Regions from separate parts of the Mus musculus genome. Here region 2 is linked to region 1. A link is a loop called in an ENCODE intact Hi-C map of the cell type or tissue named here. Cell type or tissue: left cerebral cortex. All regions are shown on one strand. Links, peaks and the distances in the headings refer to the core of each region. The heading gives the core; the rest is flanking DNA. Region 1 overlaps Myo18b (myosin XVIIIb). Region 2 overlaps Myo18b (myosin XVIIIb).

What was found. Hi-C counts contacts between places; a loop is a spot of excess contacts. Peaks named below come from ENCODE experiments on the same cell type or tissue, not always from the same donor. Only the 100,000 strongest peaks of a DNase experiment are listed, where the experiment ranks them.
Region 2: it touches region 1 in a loop (2.4-fold over the local background); 4 of 42 quality-filtered maps call a loop at or near these places.

What each region holds. Positions count from the first base shown.
Region 1 is chr5:112,863,290-112,866,200 of GRCm38, reverse strand. It overlaps Myo18b (myosin XVIIIb), which reads left to right. Exons shown (of 44, transcript NM_028901.2): 10 at 444-544; 11 at 898-961. Among named protein-coding and RNA genes, the nearest start is that of Myo18b, 32 kb to the left of the region's middle. In left cerebral cortex, for the core only: a CTCF peak has its summit at 1,257 (motif pointing right); a DNase peak (open chromatin) is centred at 1,257.
Region 2 is chr5:112,782,937-112,785,847 of GRCm38, reverse strand. It overlaps Myo18b (myosin XVIIIb), which reads left to right. Exons shown (of 44, transcript NM_028901.2): 32 at 181-291. Among named protein-coding and RNA genes, the nearest start is that of 1700095B10Rik, 8.9 kb to the left of the region's middle. In left cerebral cortex, for the core only: no CTCF peak of the experiment used is centred there; DNase peaks (open chromatin) are centred at 1,574 and 2,509.

The DNA of each region.
Region 1 (2,911 bases), core at 148-2,647:
GTAGGAGCAGAATCTAGAGGCTTGTTGAATGTAACAGATCCACACAGAATCCTGTCCCCTTGTGCCACACATGTGGCCTGTCCCCTCTCCAACATTCCAGTTGAGCAGAAAACAAAATTAGGGTTTTAGAGAGAATGACCACACAGCACCAGGTGACAGCCCAGATCAGGGAGATCTGGCTCCCCAGTATCAACTAAGGCCTTTGCTCTGCTGGTACCACTGGGTGCAGGCTTCAGTGAGGGAGGTGCTCTGGGCTTTCCTGGGAGCTGGAGGGAGCCCATGGCTTGGCTGATTGCCTGTGGGGCTCTGAACCGTGGGTGCTCTTGAGTCACCCTTTGGTGAGGCCTCAGGGAGTGTTGGGGTGGGACACTCTAGTAGGGCCTTTGGGAACCAAGTCTGGAGAGAAGGACCGGGGATGACACTGCTCAATTCCCCCCTTATAGACAGTGCTTCTGGAGAATAGCCGTGTGGCCCGGCAGCCGCAAGGGGAAGGAAACTTTGAAGTTTTCTCTCAGCTGCTGGCTGGGATGGATGTAGATCTCAGGTGAGTATTTGGGATAGGCTGGGCTGGCTGAGGCAGGAGGGTGAAGAAAGCCTAGTGGGAAGCTCCACCCAGAGCTGAGAGGCTCGGGTACCCAGTGACCCGGTCTCTGATCTCAGTTGTCAGGGCACTGCACTGAGGCTGGGTTACATTTCATGGTCTTTCGCTGTGTGAGATTGGAACATAGGGTCATTGGGATGGGAGGCCTGGGGCCTGGGGCCTGGGGCCTGGGGGCTGGGGCCTGGGGGCTGGGGGCTGGGGTAGCCAGGCTGTGTGGTATGTGGGACCCAGCAGTAGGACACCTCCTGTTGCTTGGGCTGGGGCAGACCCTTCACTCCTACAATCGTCTCTTCCAGGACAGAGCTGAACCTGCATCAGATGGCAGAGAGCAGTGCCTTCGGCATGGGCCTGTGGTCCAAGGTTAGTGGCCTGCCTCCAGGGTGCACTGTCATCCCAGGGCCAGGGAGGGAGTGATGGAGGGTCTCTGACCCACTGTCTCCTTTTGCTCAGGTCTGTAGTTGCCAATGGCGGTCATGTGGGGGCAGCAGCCCTAGGAGAGTAACAGGACCTCTTGGTAGGATCTGGGCTGGTTGAGGAAGGGAGGCTTGTCCCTGACCAAGGAAGGATGTGGTGGGAGAGGGTGAGATGTGTACCCTAAAGCACTGTGTCTCCCTTCAACCCTGGCTCCCCAACTGTCTCCAGTGAGACCTGAGAGTTTAGCATGGTTCTGCCTGAGTCTGTCAGCAGGGGGCGCTCTGGAGGCTGATGGGGAGAGGTGGGTACCCTCTGCTGGTTGCTGTTTATGGTCCTGAGCAGAGGTGGGGGGCAGTAGGGGTGTGTGAAAGGGATAAGGTGGAGGATGGGTGGGGGAGGGGAGAAGTGGGGAAGGGTGGGAGAAGGAAGGGCCTTGAAGGTTGGCTGCTCCAGGGTTCCCTGAAAGGGGGTGGCCGTTCACTTGTTGGCTGTTAGTTTTGCTCATTTCTAATGCTGCTCTCGTGACTTCCTTTGCTCTCATTCAGCGGGTCAGGACTCTGGCACTTGTCTGAAGTTTCACTGTAGTGAGGAAGATAGGCATGAAAATTAATGTCGGTATTTTAGAGAACAAGACTTAGGAAGAAGTGTGGTTGTGGGCACCAGAGAGTGATTAAATCAAAGAGATGTTTGGCCTGAGTCAGGGAAGGCCTCGTAGCCAGGGAATACTGGGCCTGGTTGGCATTGGGTTTTGAAGGATGCATAGGAGTTTACCAGGTAGAGGGATGACAACCCAGATAAAGGTACTACCACAGAAGAGCATTACAGAGCATCAACGCTGAGCATAGATACACAGATTATGAACCTGGTACTTGCCAGTTAAATCTGGGAGCACACGAAAAAGATCATCATGAGAAGTCTTCACTCCAGGGATGCGGGCATGTCTCAGTGTATGTGAGTCTGTAAATATAATACATCCCATAAATGGAATCGAGGCCACAGGTCACAAAATCCTCTCTATGGATGCTGAAAGGACTTTTGACAGAACCCAACATCCGTGCATGATAAAAGTTCTGAGGAGCTTGGGGTAGAAGTATGTCTTGGCAGCACTGTGAGGTTAGAGCTGTGGGGTTAGAGCCCATCACACCACTGAGCGGGAAAACCCAAAGTCTTCCCCTTGAAGTGAAGACCAAGACACAGTGTCCACTCTCTGCCCCACTCAGCACAGCAGTGGGAGACTTCACAGGACAGCGAGGGGACAGCAGGAAAGGAAGGAGCTGGTTATTGCTTCCAGACATGTGATTCTGTGACCAGTAGGACCCCAGCAGGAATCTCAGAGTGGGCAAACACATCCTCAGCAGAGAGGCAGGAGACAAACCACACACACACACACACACACATACACACACACACACACACACACACACACACACACACACATGGCAGGGCCCTCTTGTGAGGCAACGGCCAACGTCTAAGAAAGAAATGAAGAGCTCAGCCCCATTCACCACCGCAAACATCTCGCAATAAATGTAACCCAGGAAGTGAGAGCCCTCGGCAGTGAACCGTTAAGACCCTTGGGGAAGAGATCGAAGGAGTCATTAGAAGACAGAAAGACCTCCCACACTCAGGGATTGACAGATTAATGCTGTAAGTGGCTGCCGTACAGAGGCCACCTACAGGCTCGACGTGTCCACCCAGGTTCCAATGCCAATCCTCAGGGACAGAGAGACAAGCCTGAAACTCAAACAGGAGCAGGAGAGACATGGGGGTAGTCAAGCAATCCTGAGAAAAAGCAAGATGGTGGGAGGCGTCGCACGCCTGATTTCTAGTTAATCTGCAGACTCAAGAGTAATGAAAACATCATGGGACAGACATGCTGATTAACGGATAGAGTCA
Region 2 (2,911 bases), core at 252-2,751, 80 kb after region 1:
CTAGGGGTGTGGTGTGGTGTGGAGAGCTGGGGGTGTGGGCATGGTGTGTAGGGCAGGGGATATGGGTGTGTCATGGAGAGCTGGGGGTGAGGATGTGGTGTAGAAGGCTGGGCACAGGGCTGTGGCGTGAAGGGCTGAGGGCTTAGACCTTCATGCTCCATCCTTGTTTGCTGCCCCCAGCTTCGCCAGCGGTTTGAGTTGGAGATTGAGAGGATGAAGCAGATGCATCAGAAAGACCGTGAGGACCAGGAGGAAGAGCTGGAGGATGTGCGTCAGTCCTGCCAGAAGCGGGTGTGTAAGCTCTGGCCACAGTGAACCCAAAGTCCCGCTTGGGAGGATGCTGGGACCCGGAACCCGGAAGCATGCTCATTCTATGACCAACTGAGACCTTTGTTCCCTGGGGGGATTTCAAGGATCTGGGGCTCAAATTTCTTAGGTGCAATCCCAGAAGCTTCTAGAATCCCAAGCATACTCTTTGCCACATGACAGGCTGTGGGTACGGATGCTGTGGGTAGGGAGCTAGTGGGCCTGGCTGGGCCCCTGCATTCGACTCATTTGCTTTGCTGACTGATGTTCCTCAGTGTTCTGCACCTAAGACCGAGGCTAACCCTAGTAGGTCTGTTATCCCCTTCACTGTCCTCCCCTCCCCCAGCACACACAGGACAGTGGAGACAGCATTGCCCTGAAGGCAGCTGTGCTGTTTCAGCCCACACTGTGGTCATCAGTCTCTGTCAGCCTTTACACTTTGTCTATCTGTTGTCCACCATCAGTCTCCTCTCCTACTGTGGTGTCCCTGTGGGAGGATGTTTTCTGCTGCCACAGCCCATAAGCTCTTAGTTGGATGAGGGATGGGTGTCTCAGTTAGGATTTTATTGCTGTGAACAGACACCATGACCAAGGCAAGTTTTTTAAGGACAACATTTAATTGGGGCTGGCTTACAGGTTCAGAGGTTCAGACCATTATCATCAAGGCGGGAGCATGGCAGCATCCAGGCAGGTATGGTGCAGGAGGAGCTGAGAGTTCTACATCTTCATCTGAAGGCTGCTAGCAGAATACTGGCTTCTAGGACTAGGGTATTAAAGCCCACACCCACAGTGACATACTTACAATAAGCACACATCTCCTAATGGTGCAACTCCCTGGCCCAAGCACATACAAACCATCACACTGGGTAAATCTCTTTCCTTTGGCAGTGCCCATGGTTCCTGGACACTGCTTCCCCCTCCTTCCCTCCCTTTCCCTCTCCCTCCCCCTCATTCCTTCTTCCCCCTTCCCTCCTCTTCCCTCCCCTCCCCTTCCCCTTCTCTTTCCTTCCCTTTTCTTTCCATCTCCTCCTTCCTCCTCCCTCCCCCTTCCCTCCCACTTCCTTTCCCCTTCTCCCTTTCTTCCCCCTTCCCTCCTCTTCTCCTCCTCTCATCATCCTTGGGAACCACAGGGAAATATTCTTCACACTCTCCCAGGATGTGCTTGGCACTGATGTTTTATGATTCAGGGATATTTTTCTAAGTAACTTTTATCTCTTAGAAGCAGACAGGAGTGTGGCAACTATATTTCATACAGGTCTTTTGTAGTTACATTATTTATTTGTGTGTGTGGTGTGCATGTGTACATGTGTATGGAAGTCAGAGGACAACATATGAGAGTTGTCCTCTCCTTTCTCCACGTAGGCCCTGGGGATTGAACTCGGGTGGCAGTGCCTCTTCCTGCTGAGCCATCTGACTTCATTTCTAACTCAGCTTCTCCCGGACAAACACCTATAAAGGCAGAGTGTGGGAGCAGGTGGAGGCCTTCCTCTCCTGGTGACAGATGCTGATGGTGGCAGCCCTCAGTGTCTACTGCAGGAGACAGTTAGTGACCTGAGGGGATGCTGTGGATGTTCGGTGTTAGGGAAAAGGACACTAACTCCTCTCAGGAATGCCTGGTTGCCAGTCTGTGACATGAGTCCCTGGGTACATGGAGGATGGAGAAGGTGGGGTTTTACCATCAGTGCCACTGCTTGGGAGCCCACCAGCTTCAGAGTGGTGCAAATTAGATAAAGTGCTGTTACTCAGATGTCTTATTACTGTGGGAGGAAAACACTGTAGCCCTGGGCTTCCATGAGATATTCTGCTGTCATTGATCTGTGACCATAGGAGTACATGCGTGAATGGTTAGGGCCACCTTGTAGATGGTCACCTCTTGTTATGTCCTTAGCAAAGGGAAGAGAAAGAGGGAGAGAAAGAGGTGGATTTGATTTTCTGGTGTCTTTCTCCATAAGGGCACCGATTCTGTTGTGGGGTGACACCCTCATAACCTCCTCTGACCCTAACTTTCCTAATGGGCCCATTCTAAATCCCATCTCCTCCCACTGGGAAGTAGAGAGAACTCACACAGTCCATACCACCAATCGCTTTGTCTGCATAACGGCATGTGTCCCTTGGCTGGTGCCTTTTTCAAGGAACAAGTAAGTGGATGTGTCTCTTAACAAGCCACTTGGTACCCAGCCTTACGAAGTCAGAGGGCTGGGGGAGAGATGGCTCAGTGGGTCATGTGTTTGCTGCACAAGCAGGAAGACCTGAGTTCAGATCCCCCATCCATAGAAAGGAGCTTGGTGTGAATGGAGCCTCTGTGACTCCAGGTCTGGCAGACAGACACAGGAGGATTCTGGGAGCTTGAGGGCTCAGTCAGTCTAGTCAATGGGTGGGTCCAAGATTTGTCAAGATATGGTGTCTCAAAATGTAATATAAAGAACGATAAAAGAAAACACCAGGCATCAAATTCTGGCTTCTACATGTGCACATACCAGTCAACATGTACCTGCACACACCTGTACACACACACACACTCAACATGCTAAGACATGCACACACACACACACACACACACACACACACACACTCAACATGCTAACATGCGAAAATATTCAAACAA